Linked DNA regions of Homo sapiens: region 2 is linked to region 1. A link is a contact called in ENCODE Hi-C or POLR2A ChIA-PET data. All regions are on one chromosome and are shown on one strand. The core of a region is the stretch at or near the end of the contact, and the rest is flanking DNA. Distances in the headings are between cores, read along the strand shown. Region 1 holds the start of SYNE3 (spectrin repeat containing nuclear envelope family member 3). Region 2 holds the start of C14orf132 (chromosome 14 open reading frame 132).

Region 1 (7,428 bases), core at 1-2,500:
CTTTACAATTTAATCTCTTAGGATACTGACTTTTACACGGATCTGTTCTACAAACATCTGCCATCCCTGCTAAGAAACAAAAAAGGAAAACAGCATCCCGGAAGCCCTGGATTTGGGCCAGTTACTAACCCCGCATCTGTAAAATCGCTAGCCGCACCTAAACTGTGATGACTGGAGTTCACATAAAACCTAGTTTTACAACTTGTATCCTTCATTAGTAGCGCTCATCTGATCCAGAGGCGGTGAAGCCAATCATGCAACCATGTAATTACTCGGAAAAAGATAAGGGTTGGGGCCCAGGACTGTTCAAAGCTGGGCTGGATGCACAGGAAGGCCAGTGACTGCTGACCTGGGAGGAGAGCGCCAGGGTGCGAAGGCTTCCAGCCATCAAGCAGTAGGAGTTTGGCAGAAGGCTGTGGAGCAAACGCCGGGCCAAGGCAACTTCATGTGCACAGGCACAGAGGCAGATACAGTTTAGACATTCTGGGACAAGGTTAAAGGGTTGGCGTGGCTGGAGCAGGGGTTGGGAGAGTGGGAGGATGTTTCTGCTGGTGGGGAGGGAGAGGTGAGGCGCATTCTGAGGCCTTGGGTTTGTTGGGGGTTCACATTATGCCTGGGGATTCACATCCCTTGTGACTCCTGGACTGTGGGCCCGGACTGTGGGGGTGGGAGAGGACGGGCAGGGTGCCACTACCCCCCACCCCGCCCTTTCTCCCCGCGCGAGGCTGGCTGATGAGTGTCATTTTCTTCTTGGATTTCGCGCCTACGGGCGGTGTGCCCCTTCCAAGGCCCCCACCTCCGCTCTGTGAGGGCAAGATCTGCCGGTGTCCTAATCCCTTTTCCATGTCTGGGCGCACAGATCCAACTTTCCCGGAGAGGCAGCTCCGCGCCATCCCCTAGGATGAGAAGAGGGTGGGTGGCTGTGTGTGTGTCGGGGAGACAGACAGGGGCCAGGGCTCCGGGCTGCTTTCCAGGCAAGCGTGGACAGGACCCCCCCCTTAACCCCCGCCCCGGGTCCGCGACAGGGAGCGGTGAGGCTTTTCTTCGGCCCTGGTCCCCGGGGCCACGCAGGATGTCCGCCGGGCTGGGGTTGCGCACCCGGGGCCTCCGCTGAGCGCGTGCGGAGAGGGGCGCGGCCTCTCCCGCGGGGCCACCGGGCGGGTCCCGGCGGGGGCGGGGGTACTCGCGGTGTCCGGGCCCGCCCCAGCCCTGCCCCGCCCCGGAGCCGCCCGGGACGCAGGGAGGAGGGAAGGAGGCTCGGCCCCAGCTACCCGCGGCGCCGCGCTCCTCCACGCTCCGGGAGGGTAAGTGGCACGGGGCCGGGAGGCCAGGCCTGGGGCCGGGGGCCGGGGGCCGGGGGCCGGGCGGGTGGGGTCCTCAGCCCCTGGCCCAGCTCTGACACAGCCCCGGGAATCGGGGGCGCCGAAAGTCTGGGGGACCTGGGGAGGCGCGCCCGGCGCGGGGGCGGGGGCCCCGGCGTGACAGCTGCGGGCGGGCGGGTATTTTTAGTTTAAATCCAACCGTTCTGTGCTGGCTGCGAAATTCCCGAGCCTTTCCTTTCAACCCCGGGGAGCTTCGGCCGGCCCACAAGAAAAAGCCCTAAAGCCCCGGGCAGCGCGCCCCAGCGGGCCGGGTGCCTCCTCGGGGCTTCCCTCTGCCTCCCCTAGGGGCGGGCTGACCTGTCACCAAGGCTTGCGCGCGGCGGGGGCCCAATCCGCTCCTGGCGACCGCGAGCGCGCTCAGTAGTGCCTGGGAGAGCAGAGCAGGCGGCGAAGAGGGGAAGTCCAACCCCGAATGCTCAGTTTCGTTCAGACGCCTTTTGGCTATGCAAACTTGGCAAGCAGCTCAACCTCTCTGAGCCTCATTCCCACATTTCTAAAGGGGAGGGCAGTGAGGCCAGAGATGGCTTGCAGGGCCTGAGAGAGCCTCAGATGGATGTTGACTTCCCCTGGGGTCTTGGGATCTTGACCCCAAACAGCAGACCCATTGATGTGGCCCATTGGTCAACCCGGGAGCAGTGTCCTACACCGCCCAGCTGACCTCTGCTTCAAAACTGGAAGCCAGGGGCCTCCAGCCTGGGCGGGGTGATAATGAATATTTTCAGTTAACCACTTTGGCCCTGAAGCTCCAACCCTGGGCTTTCCTGGGACTCTCCCAGGTTCCTGGTCACCCCTTTCAACTCTGAAGGGTCACCCTTATCCCTGCACTGGGTGGGGGGGCTTTCTACAGCCAAGGGCTGCTAGTGGGATAGCTTGATGTGTCTTGGGGGCATGCCCCATCCCACATGAATGAGGGCATGAGGAGAATGGACCGTCCTCCCAGAAAGGAGAGCATGTCATAAAATCACTGCCATTCTGAGCTTGGCAGGACAGCGTCCTTCATCCACCAAGAGAAGCAGAAACAGGCCCAGAGAGGGGGAGTGATTTGCCCAGAGCCACACTGCCTGGCTCTCTTGAAGGGCCTGGGCTTGCCGCCTGCACTTCCAGGGCAGCCAACAGCCCATAGGAGTCAGGAGCTGGGAGGTGGGAGGGGCATATCAGTGCCAACGAGCTGTTTTGCTCAGTTTCCTGTCACTGTGCCCCAGCGGGATGCTCCAGCACATGTGGGTCTGCACATTCCTCAGGCCGGACGGTGCTCGGCAGGCTGACAGCCACAGCTGTGCCAAGCCTGCTGGCCCCAGGCGTTGTTTTCAACCAGAGAGGCCCCTCTGGGGGTGGCTGAGCGGGAAGTGGGCTGGGATGTCTTATTTCTGGAACTCGTGTCTTGCTGGGGGTCCTGAGAAGAAGGCCTGAGGATGTGTTGGTGGCACAGAGGGAAGTGGTGAGAATCCAGGCTCAGGTTTCTGCCTCCAGGTACAGTCTGGCACCTGGCTCCCTGCAGGTACACTTCAGAGTGAGTTGGAGTCCTTTCTGTCTGTCTCCATGGGAACAAGGCTCCTGCTCGGGTGCTTTGCATGCTCTCCAGCAGCCATGGACCTGGCCATGCCTGGGCAGCCCCTTTGCCTTGTGATGCAGCCTGGAGCGGGCTGCCGGGGGGCCCTGGCTTGGCGGCCCCGGGAGGCAAGACTGGGCAGGCCCAGCTCAACGTCAAAAGCACCCTGGAGCCTTTGGGAACCCACTGGGCAGCTAGGCTTCCCGCATTGTCCAGCTGTTAGGAATGGGGCAGTCAAGTTGGATTGCCTGAGTCCAGTCCTGCCTTAGCCCGTTCCTGGCTGTGTAGCCTTGGGAAAGTTGCTTCACCTTTCAGAGCTTCAGCGTCCTTCCCCGTGGAAAGGGGCTAACCATAGCACGGCAGGTGTTGCCTCGCAGGGCCTCATGAGCACTAAACGAGCTTTGCCCTGATCAGCATTTTGTATGGTGTCAGACACAGCACATGTGAGAAGGTGTCACAGTTTGAGGCGAAGGGGCCTCGTCGGGATACCTGGGTTCCCCTCTGCTCTGCCTCTGCCCCTCTTCTCCCTGCCTTGATTTCCCCTTGTCTGTCAATGGTGGGTAGTCCTGGCTCACCCCCCTCATGGTCCTCCCAGCACTGAAAGCTGGCCCTTGGCCCCAGGGAGGGCAGGAGGCTCTTGACCCCAAACAGCTGACCCATTGATGTGGCCCATTGGTCAACCCAGGAGCAGTGTCCTACACCGCCTAGCTGACCTCTGCTTCAAAACTGGAAGCCAGGGGACTCCAGCCTGGGCGGGGTGATAATGAATATTTTCAGTTAACCACTTTGGCCCTGAAGCTCCAACCCTGGGCTGCCCTGGGACTCTTTCCCAGGTTCCTGGTCACCCCTTTCAACTCTGAAGGGTTCTAGAGAAGCCTACAGAGGGACTCAAATGTGTTCGTGGGGTCTTCCAAAGCTCTTCCTGCCTCTCACCTCCTAGGATCTGGTAGTAGGCAAGGCTGTCATTGCTTGCCCATTTACAGATGAGAAGGCTGATATCCAGCGGCTGGATGTGGTACAGCCAGGATTAGAACTAAGGGCTTTTGACCTGATGCTCTTCCTGGCACCACATGGCCTATCTTAGACAATCCAAGGACAAAGTTGTACGTTCATCACTGGGAAAACAGTACTGACCGGACAGGATGCTTGTCTTCATTAAGTCATCAGTACTTGCTGGAAAAGAATATGGATTCTGAATATATATATATATATATATATATATATATATATAATCTAAGCAGCCTGACTGGACCACAAAGATAGGAACCCAGGAGCAGCAGTGTTTCCTGACCCTCCCATCCTGAAAGGAACCTTTGCTTTAGGACTTAGGGATGATGTTCTGGGGCTGAGCAGCTAGGAAGCTAGGAAGTGGACGGGGGACAAGTTTGGGAAGCTGATGCCCTAATTTTGACCTCTTGAAATACTTCCCTTTTGGGGTTGCTGCGAAGATAATTGAGGTAACTGGGGATGATGCTTTAGCAGAATGCCCGGCATGGTGCGGGCACACCATAAATAGGACTGATGGTTTTTATTATTACTAACCCTCTACTATCATTGTAACACCAGAGTGCAGCCTGGATCTCTCGCCTGGGTTTCTAGGCTGCAGACGTGGTATAGAGAATCCTAGCATCTCCATGGAGAACTGCTAAGGCAATTATAAAAGCTCAAAACACAACCAAACTAAGCAATGAGTTGTTTAGTGACACATAGCTGAGAAGTAAAATGACGACAAAAAGCAAGAAGGTGATTAGCTTAAATAAAAGCCAAGCATTACCACGCGTGCTGAGGAAAGGTGAGAGAGGATCAGGAGAGTCGGGGGGGCAGTTACAAAGGAGATCACTTTGTAGTTACTGGCTAATTACATGTATGTTTTATACATGCCTTTATACGTAGATTCTATTTCACAAAGTTAAGCTGGTTTAAAAAAGAAAAAGGCAAGGGAATGATAATGCAAAATCAAGGTGATTATCTTTGGGGAGAAGTGGGTAATTGATCAGGGAGATGTCTGTTTCACTCTCAGTGGGATCCATTATGTTCTGTTTCTTCAGTCCAGTGGTAGGCTTGTGAGTGTTATTTTTTATTTATTTTATGTATGTATTTATTTATTTTTTGAGACAGAGTCTTGCTCTGTCACCCAGGCTGGAGTGCAGTGGCCTGATCTCGGATCACTGCAAGCTCCACCTGCCGGGTTTACGCCATTCTCCTGCCTCAGCCTCCCGAGTAGCTGGGACTACAGGCGCCCACCACCACGTCCGGCTAATTTTTTGTATTTTTTTTTTTAGTAGAGACGGGGTTTCATCGTGTTAGCCAGGATGGTCTTGATCTCCTGACCTCGTGATCTGCCCACCTCAGCCTCCCAAAGTGCTAGGATTACAGGCATGAGCCACCGTGCCCAGCCTATTTATTTATTTTTTTGAGACAGAGTCTCACTCTGTTGCCCAGGCTGGAGTGCAGTGGCACAATCTCAGCTCACAGCAACCTCCACCTCCCAGGTTCAAGCCATTGTTCTGCCTCAGCCTCCTGAGTAGCTGGGATTACAGGCATGTGCCACCATGCCTGGCTAAGGGCGTTATTTTTAAATATTTTTATGCTTCATTATTTACAAATAGGAGGCGCATATATTCCATTATATATATATAATCTTACATAATACAAATGAAATTAAAAGATCATGTGGAGCATTTTCAGATGCTTTCTTAGAAAATCTGCCTCTCTCCTCAGATTCCAATGTTAATCTGGCTGGATTTAAAAAATAAAGCAAAAAATTCTGTTGTATGACACATGATTTTATGTGTCATAAATCTTTATGTAGGAGACACGATCTTTAATGTAGGAGACATGATCTCTGTCTTCCCAAATCATACAACAAGTAAGATAATAATAACACTCTATGACCTCAGATGATCAACAGGATTTTTAAAGGTCCTGGCCTAATGATTTATGCTTCTGAATCATAAAATCCTGAAATATTTGAGCTGGAAGGAACCTCAGGTCACCTGGACCAATCTACTGGTTTTATAACAAAACGAAGTGTCCTGGCCGAGGTCACACACGTAGGGAATACACTTCTCTCCAGGCTGCCACAGCTGTGTGACTCTCATGCAGACACCACCCGACAGACAGACCAGTGAGAGTCTTGGGTCACAAGGCTCCTCCTTAGGGCACTCAGGGAGAGAGACGGGAAGTATACCTGAGATTAAACTGATAGGATCATTTTATTTATTTTATTTAATTTATTTATTTATTTATTTTTTGAGAAGGAGTCTTGCTCTGTCTCCCAGGCTGGAGTGCAGTGGTGTGATCTCAGCTCACCGTAACCTCTGCCTCCCGGGTTCAAGCAGTTCTCCTGCCCCAGCCTCCTGAGTAGCTGGGACTACAGTTGCATGCCACCATGCCCAGCTAATTTTATTATTATTATTTTTTTGTATTTTTAGTAGAGACAGGGTTTCACCTTGTTGGCCAGGATGGTCTCAATCTCCTGACCTCGTGATCCACCCACCTCGGTCTCCCAAAATGCTGGGATTACAGGCGTGAGTCACCGCGCCTGGCCCAGGATCATTTTATTTTTAAAAAGTCAGAAGAGAGTTACATTTTACGATGGAACCACACATTTCTAGAACTTACATGAACAGAAACATCCTCAAAGAAAACACAGAAGCAGTGCTTAGAATCTTCTTTCCTACAGGAAGTCCTCTTAGGAAAGAGCTCCTCTCACTCATCCTATTTTTTGCAGGCGTACTTGATTCCCAAAACAATTGAGTGCTGCAGTTATGGTTATTTCCATTTTCCAGTGGGGGAAGCAGGTTCAGAGAGGTTCAGTGCCTTGACCCAAATCACGCAGCAGGTGAAGATGGAGCAGGACTTTCATCCAGAGCGGGAGTGGAAAGGATGAGCCACTTTTGTTTTCAGTGCATTGTGCTATGAGCACATTCTTCACTCCTTAGATGCTGAAATTCCGCAGCCCAGCCCAGCCTGGGCGGGCCATGGGGAAATGCCCTGGTGGAGGACAGTTGGGTGATGGCTTTCCAGCTGTCAGATCACAGAGATGATCTAGAGGCTAAAGCTCTACCTCTGTCTTGCTGCTCTCCTGCAAGGAAGCCCACTGCCTTTGTGGCATGGGCAGTGGTGCATCGGGAGTTGGGAGAATCCATCCCATTTTGGTCCTGCACTTTTTTTTTTTTGAGACGGAGTCTCACTCTGTTGCCCAGGCTGGAGTGCAATGGTGCAATCTCGGCTCACTGCCACCTCCGCCTCCCGGGTTCAAGCAATTCTCCTGCCTCAGCTTCCTGAGTAGCTGGGACTACAGGCACCTGCCACCACGCCCAGCTAGTTTTTGTATTTTTAGTAGAGATGGGGTTTCACCATGCTAGCCAGCTTGGTCTCAACTCCCAACCTCAGGCGATCCACCGGCCTCGGCTAGGATTACAGGCATGAGCCACCAAACCCGACCAAGTGCTGCACATTTTGATTCTTGGCCATCTTCTTCTCTCATCAAAG
Region 2 (7,428 bases), core at 1,873-4,372, 520 kb before region 1:
ACTGACTTAGTTAATCACACAAGCATGCATGCCCAGCCCCAGGAATCCCTCCAGCTTCTATCCTCTACAGGGGCTGAGGTTTTCCCAAGGGACTGCTTCAACTATATGCCATTCTCCTGCTCAATAACTTGCAATGGCTCCCACTGCCTTACTGATTAGATGCAAACTTCTCACCCCAGCAATCAGCACCTTCTATAATCTGGCCCTGGCCTCTGTCTCCCAGCCCTCCTGCACCCCATCCTCTAGCTTTCTGAAGAACTCTGTGAATATTTTCTGGACTTCGCTATCTCGATATCTCTCCACCTAGAACAGTCTTAACTCCCAGGCCCACCAGGAGATATATGCCTACAGTTCTAATCCATCTTCAGCCCCCATTCTCAAAGTCCTGATGATGACAGCTGTTCAGTGGCATTGGCATTTGACACTTTGAATTCACCATCTTCTCCTGTTAATGTCTTTTCATGAACATACATCTTGTCCTCATCCAATCCTCTAATAAATACTTGAGGACCTACTACGTGCTGGGCACCTTCTTCAACCCAGCCCAGCCCTTTAGCCATTCCCCTCTGTGTCTTAGCCGGGCCCATCATTTCTTGAAGCTTTTATAAACATGCAGAAAGAAAATCTACGTCCTATTCAAGTTTGTCCCACAGGATCCCTGTCCCAGTGCCTGATACGGAGCTTGTCACAAGGCAGGTACTAGACATTTGCTGAGCAAGTGGATGGATGCACCAACATTTCGCTGCAAACTGCCCCCTGCTGAGGGAAAGACTGCACAGAGAGACAGTGACTGTCACACACACCTGGTGGCCACAGGACACACCAGGAGCAGGGTCTGAGCACTTGCTCCAGCCAAGCACTGCGAAGTATTGCAGGTAGGGAAGTAACAGTTCCCATCCTTATGGGGATAATGGGATGAATCAACAGCAGAAAGCAATCTACTAGAAAGGCACAATAGTAAGCCCACTTCCCAGAGGGAAGAGAAGAGAGAAATCATTCTGAAATAGATCTGTCCTGTACCTTACATCGTATCTTTCTCAGGATGAAGCAATAAGGTGGAAAACCCTTTGCAGATACTCAGGCCCAGATGTGAAATCCAGTTCTCCTCCTTGCAAATGGCATGCTCTTGGGCAAATTATTTAATCTCGTTTAGTGTCCTGACCTGTAAAATGGGGCCTCCGTCATGGACTTGTAAGGATTTGCTGTGATAAAATATGCCAAGCACCCAGCGTCTGGCACATAGTAGGTGCTCAACAAACCTTAGCGTCTGTTCTCATATGTGTGGTACTTCATGTTTCTGTTCCTTGCAGCTAGCACAGTACTGCGCATGTAACCAGTGTCAAAAATGTGTCAAGGAGAATACATTGACCGAGTGGAATGTGAATTGTAAACAAAAAAGGAAAAATAGGAACCTGGTCTCTGGGCAGATTCTGCCTGAAGACGTTAAAAAGCCCTGTATTTATTTCGTCAAGTTGCCATGGCAGCAACTGATGCTCCAGCCAGCTCCAGGGTTAGCAGGGATCAGTTTATCTTGTTAACCATGGAAATTCCGGAGGTTCAGTGGGATCCAGAGGGGAAGGCAGACACAGTTCTTCTCCAGTCTAGAAATAAATCCTGGAAAGCCTCCTTAGTTTTCATGTAGCTAAAACCATCATTATCTAAAATGATGTTTACATGACAATTTTTATAAGTATGGATTTAGGCACAGGAGATGTAAAATCAGGCAAAAAAAAAAGGGCCAGCGATACTCAGAAGGGCAATTAGCATCATGGAAAACTTAAGGGGCTGCCGGAGAGCCAGGATCTAGACCCCCAGAACTAACTTGGGGCTTCCGCATCTTTTAAGCCTCCATTTGCAGACTCGCTGTCCACACACAGTCTGGATTTTGCTGTCACTTTTTAAACAGGCTTCCACTACAGGTGAAGCTTGGGGAAAAAGCAAGTGTCCCCTCAAACTTCGTTCCCTGTAAAAGAAAACAGCAGCAGATGGGGTCCCTGCCACACACCCTGGAGACAGAAGGGAGCCTGGGTGGCCTCCCGACCTCTCTGCTCCCACCATAACCAACCAACACAACCAGAGAAGGTGCAAGATGTGGCTTTGGTAGATTGGGACTTACTCTCCCAGGCCAAACGCAGCCCTTCCCTGGAGCCAGCTCTGGGTCTTCTCTAGGGTCACAGACTGATGGAGAAATCCGGGATTTGTCTTTGTTCTGGCTCAAGAGAGTTAAGGCACAGAAATAGAATCATCACCCAAGCTCAGAACTCCAGGGCATTCTGCCGGAGGAAAATTCAAGCTGTGAGAGATTTGTTTTTCCGGCCACTGGGAGCCTGTTTGTGTCGGGGAGGGGGGTGGGGGGGTTCTGGCCGCGCTGGGCACTGGTGGCTCCATCAGACTCTACACAAAGCAAAACAGGACAAACGACCGCGGCGCGTCGACGCTTGGCGGGTCACGGTCACAAAGCGGGTCTCAGAGCCTTCCTCAGGCGGCGGCAAAGGGGGCGCCCGAGGTCACCGGCAAGAGACAGATTACTGGCGCCTCGGGAAAACAGAGTGGGGAAGGGCGAGACTGTGTGCCCATCCACGTTCGCGCGGGTCTGAGCTGGCCCGGCCTTGGAGGGCTCCGGGACCCCAGAAGGGGGACAGCAGTGGGGGATGGGCAGAAGGGGGCGACTCGGGCTGCCCAGGCTCCTCGCAGCCTTCCTGCCAACGAGAGGGGCCCGGGCGGGAACAGCTCGAGCCGCGGGGGTGCGGGGCGCGCAGCCCGCCCCACCCCGGGAGAGCCGCGATCGCCGCCCCCGACGCGTGCACCAAGTGGGGGTGTCCGGCTCGGGACAAAGGACCGGGACGCGGATCGCGGGCGGGCGCCACTGCCCAGCCCCAGCGTGGAGGGCGAGACCGTGGCCCCGAACCTCCCCAAACTTGGCGGCCCGGGGCGCGTGGGGGGGACGCCCCGTTACCTGCGCGGCCATAAAGGAGAGATCCATGGTGTCGCTGCAGCCAGCGCTCGAGTCCTCGCTGCTGCCGCTGCCGCTGCGGGTCAGCCGCCTGCACAGTTGGCGGGGATCGGGCTGAGCAGCGAGCGTCCGGAGACCGCACGGCGCACTCGGCTGTCTCTGGGCTTCTGGCTCCAGATCTCTACTAGGCGGAGGGCCCCGAGCGCGGGGGCGGGCGGGGCGGGGTGGGGCGGGGCTCGGCGGACGGGGCGCCCCTCCACGTGACCACTCCCCGCCCCACCCCCGGGGCGGGGTCCGTCAGAAACCCCAAGCGCTCGCAATCGCCTCCCTTCGTGGGCGGGATGGGGAAACTGAGGCCCGAGGCCGCCCCGCTGGTTGGTGCAAGAACCAGCCTGCAACCCAAGTCCTGAGCTGTTGGCGCCCCGCCCCGTGCAGTTGAACCCAACCCACCCGGGGCTGTGGGCAGCGCTCTCTTGGGGCTGACACGTTATCCCGAGCCTGAGGACCAAGATCGGAGTGACCTGGCTTTCCACGCCAACGCTCCTCCCAGAGTCCGGTGTACTCCCGGCTCGGCATCTGGGCAGAACGAGGTTTAATCCTAGCCCTGCTTTGTTGTGCAGCTTGAGCAAGATAGTGTCTTTGAGCCTAGATTTCCTCATCTGTGAAAAGAGAATACAGAACCGAATAATTAAATGAGATAGGGAATATAGCACGCGGTGTCCTCAATAAATGAGAGCCCTAACATGGCTAATCATCCAATAGAGACGAGGCTGTGAGTGGTGTCTTCGAGGACCGCACGGTGCTCAGGTTGCACAGCGGGTACTCCATGGCTCTCAGCTCAAACCAGTATCGAAAATCATGCAGGTGCCACAGTTCAAGTAAGGGGAACAGAAGAGACGCCCACAGGGGCCCATTGCTCTGTATGTGTGTGTGTGTGTGTGTGTGTGTGTGGTGGACACCACAGACTTGGTGACACGTGGAGGCTTTGCCCTCCGGGGGCTCACTGGGAGGGAACCAGCTGTACTCTAAGGAGTCTCAGTGAGTACGACTGGTCCCTTTGGGTGATGTCTCTTCCAGGTACTTTACACTCATGGTCATCACGAGCCTCTGTGAGGGGCAGCCTGGGACTCCCAGACTTTGTCACAGGCAAGGAAGCTGTGGCACAGGGAGATGGAGGGGTTTGTTCAAGGTCCCCCGGCAGCTGGGGGCCCAGTAGGGACTGTGGCTATGGGAATGGGACCAGAACCTCACTGACCTACAGAAGGCTTTCAGTGTTATCTTTCCTGTAACTTTCCTTTCTTTTCTTTTCCTTCCCTTCCTTTCTCCCTCCTTTTCTTCCTCCTCTTCCTTCTCTCCTTCTCTCCCCTTCCCCCCACTTTTTTCTTTCTTTTCTCTTTTCACTTTTCCTGTCATGCTTGCCTCCTCCCTTCCTCCTCTGGTCTCTAAACCCTCCAGTTCCCTGGCCCTCCCTTCCCTCCCTGTTTTTAGCCAGTACTGCACTCACCACACCCATCATTCCTGCCACCTCCCAGCCTAGTCCACACGGGGCCTGCCCAAACAGTCCATGCCAAGAGCCGCCCACCTCCTCCCACCCTTCCTGTGGCCAATAGCAAAGCAGCCTGCCCAGAACTGCCCAGGGCTCCCCGTCTGCTGTAAGAAATATTATGTACACGGCATACTTCACAATAAAAGGGCGTATAGGTTGTGTGTGTGCAATTTGAAAAATAATATAGCCTTGCATAGGTTAAAAAGTGGAACAATAAAAAACAGTCGTGAAGTCCTACTGTGTATCTCTCCAAAGGCATCTCCTACCTGCCCCCTTTCCAGGGTCACCTCCATCCTATTTAGTATTCACTCTTGTCAATTCTCTTGCTTTTCTTTATAGTTTTACCTTTATAGATTACCTGCTTTAACCCTTTGTAGAAAAATTAAATTGCTCTAAATTTGCTCTTCCATGTCTTCTTTGTTGTTTTCTCAGCATTATTTGTGTAGTTGACGTATATTGTTTTTCAGTGCTACACAATATTCCATTTGTATGTCCTTATCACAGTTTTTATTGATGCACTAGCCCTTTGATGGATACTTTGGTCATCTCCAGGTTTTCTGATAACGCCAAAAAAAAATGCTGCTGTGAATACTCTCGATCTTGTCTTTGGATGCACAGGTGCAAGGGGTCCTCAGGGAATACGCTAGGAATGGAACAGTTGGGTATTGTGGTCAGCTCATCTGTGCTTTTACTAATTGATGCCCATTGCTTTCCAGTTTCTGATTTCCAAGGAGGCTTCATCCATTTTATTATCCTACCTATAGTAGGCATGGGTTTTTATTGCTCCACAATTGACCAACACTTTGTATTGTTAGGATTTTTTTTTAAGTTTTGCAAATATGATATGATGAAGTAGTGTTTCATTTGGATTTGATCCTCATTTCTCTGATTACTAATGACATTAAGCATCTTTTATACATCTATTGATCAGTTTCATTTCCTTTGATGAGAAATGCCTTTCACCAGGTCTTTTGTGCTTGTTTTAAAATTTTGCTTATTTTTTTATTGACTCAGGAAAAGTATATGTTTTAGATATTAATCTTGCTAGTTATAGGTTTTTAAATATCATCTTTCATTTTACATTTCTTGTCACTCTATTATACCTTTTCATGAACAGAAGTAAATAATTTTAATTTGGTCAAAATTTATTAATATTTTCTTTTATAGTTAGCCCTTGTTTAATAAATTCTTTGCCAACTTGAGACCATAAAGATAAAGATATTGTCCTGTAGTATTTTAGTAAAAATTTAAATACTTTTCTCATATTTCAGCCTCGTATAACTGATATATTGTGTGTGAGGCGGGAGTAAGGAAGCAATTTTATTTTTCTCATATTAATGTTCAATTATTCCAACCCCATATTGACTAGATCAGCTCTTTCCTATTGATCTGCAACACCAAATTTGTCAGGTGTCCATTTAGCCATCAGTCTGTTTCTAGGTTGTTCTGTTCCATTGGTTGTTCATCTGTCTAATACTAATGCTATTCTGATTTAGTTACTCTAATTTCATGCTAATTCATGTATGGGAGAGCAAGTTTCCTCAATGCGTTCTTTGTTTCCTTACTACCTTTCACTCTTTGCTCTCTGAATACATTTTAGGGTGACCTTGTCAGCTCCCCCAAATAACCTGGACTTGAAGAAAATTCTATTAACTTTTTTGGGGATAATTGACATCTTACAGATAACAAATATTTTCTTCAAGAACATGCCATATCTCCTTATATGCTTAACTTTTCTTTAGTATTTCTATATAAAGATCTTGCAAATCTCTTGCTGAAATCATTTCATGGTGCCTTTCTTAAAGATTTTATTTTGAGATGATTATAGGCTCATGTGCAGTTGTAGGAAATAATATAGAGATCTCATGTACCCTTTACCCAGTTTCTCCCAATGATAACATCTTGCAAAATTAGAGTACAATATCGGCCCAAGGATGCTGACATTGATATGGTGAAGCATTTCTCACTTTGCTCTTTTACAGCGAGACCTACTTCCTCCCTGCCCCACCCACTCTTTAACCAGGGGCAACCACTCATCTGCCCTCCCTTTCTATAATTTTGTGATTGCAAGGATGTTATAAAAGAATCATACAGTTTATACTCTTTTGAGATCAGCAGTTTTCACACAGCATAGTTCCCTGGAGGTCCATCCAGATTGTTGCCTGTATCAATAGTTTGTTCCTTTGCATTGCTGGGTGTTATTCTATGTTATGGATATATCATAGTTTGTTTAACCATTCACCTGTCAAAGGACATCCTGGTTGTTTCTAGCTTTTGGCTGTTGTGAATAACACTGCTATAGACATGGTGTATGGCTTTTTGTATAAACATGTCTTCACTTCTCTGGGATAAAGGCCCAGGATCATATGGTAGTTACAGTTTTCATTTCAAAGAAACTGTCAAACTGTTTTTCACAGTGGCTGTAACATTTTACATTCCTACCAGCAACGTAGGAGTGGTTTTTCCTTATCCTTGCCAGTATTTGGTGTTGTGATAGTTAATTTTATGAATCAGTTTCTATCGGGTGCCCAGATAAAACATTATTTATGGGTGTGTCCCTGAAGGTGTTTCTGGATAAGGTAAGCATTTGAATCAGTGGACTCAGTACAGTAAATTGGCCTCCCCAAGGAGGGTGGGTATCTGTATTAGTCTGTTCTCACGCTGCTAATAAAGACATACCTGAGACTGGGTAATTTACAAAGGAAAGAGGTTTAATGAACTCACAGTTCCACATGACTGAGGAGGCCTCACAATCATGGCAGAAGGCAAAGGAGAAGCAAAGTCACGTCTTACAAGGCGGCAGGCAAGAGAGCTTGTGCAGGGGAACTTCCCATTTGGAAAATCATCAGATCACGTGAGACTTAATCACTACCATGAGAACAGTATGGGGGAACCACCCCCATGATTCAATTATCTCCATATAGCCCTG

The links. A loop is a pair of places that touch in the nucleus more often than their neighbours do. ChIA-PET counts read pairs that join two places held with the same protein, here RNA polymerase II (POLR2A). Pooled maps may share reads with other maps.
Region 2: a loop to region 1 is called in a map of CD4-positive, alpha-beta T cell, with 6 times the contacts of the local background. The contact joins the promoter of C14orf132 here to the promoter of SYNE3 in region 1. A Hi-C loop is called at or near these places in 1 of 168 maps with a recorded cell type or tissue (CD4-positive, alpha-beta T cell) and 1 of 50 pooled maps. POLR2A ChIA-PET finds 5 or more read pairs at or near these places in 1 of 52 experiments (activated CD4-positive, alpha-beta T cell).

The regions. Positions count from the first base shown.
Region 1 is chr14:95,510,472-95,517,899 of GRCh38, reverse strand. SYNE3 (spectrin repeat containing nuclear envelope family member 3) reads left to right here and starts at 1,250. Exons shown (of 18, transcript NM_152592.6): 1 at 1,250-1,304. It overlaps SYNE3-AS1 (SYNE3 antisense RNA 1), which reads right to left and starts at 1,780. Exons shown (of 2, transcript NR_188030.1): 1 at 1,680-1,780; 2 at 1-896. RefSeq lists silencers at 995-1,804, 1,554-1,848.
Region 2 is chr14:96,035,056-96,042,483 of GRCh38, reverse strand. It overlaps C14orf132 (chromosome 14 open reading frame 132), which reads right to left and starts at 3,122. Exons shown (of 2, transcript NM_001252507.3): 1 at 2,957-3,122. The coding sequence starts at 2,983. RefSeq lists silencers at 3,013-3,062, 3,083-3,272.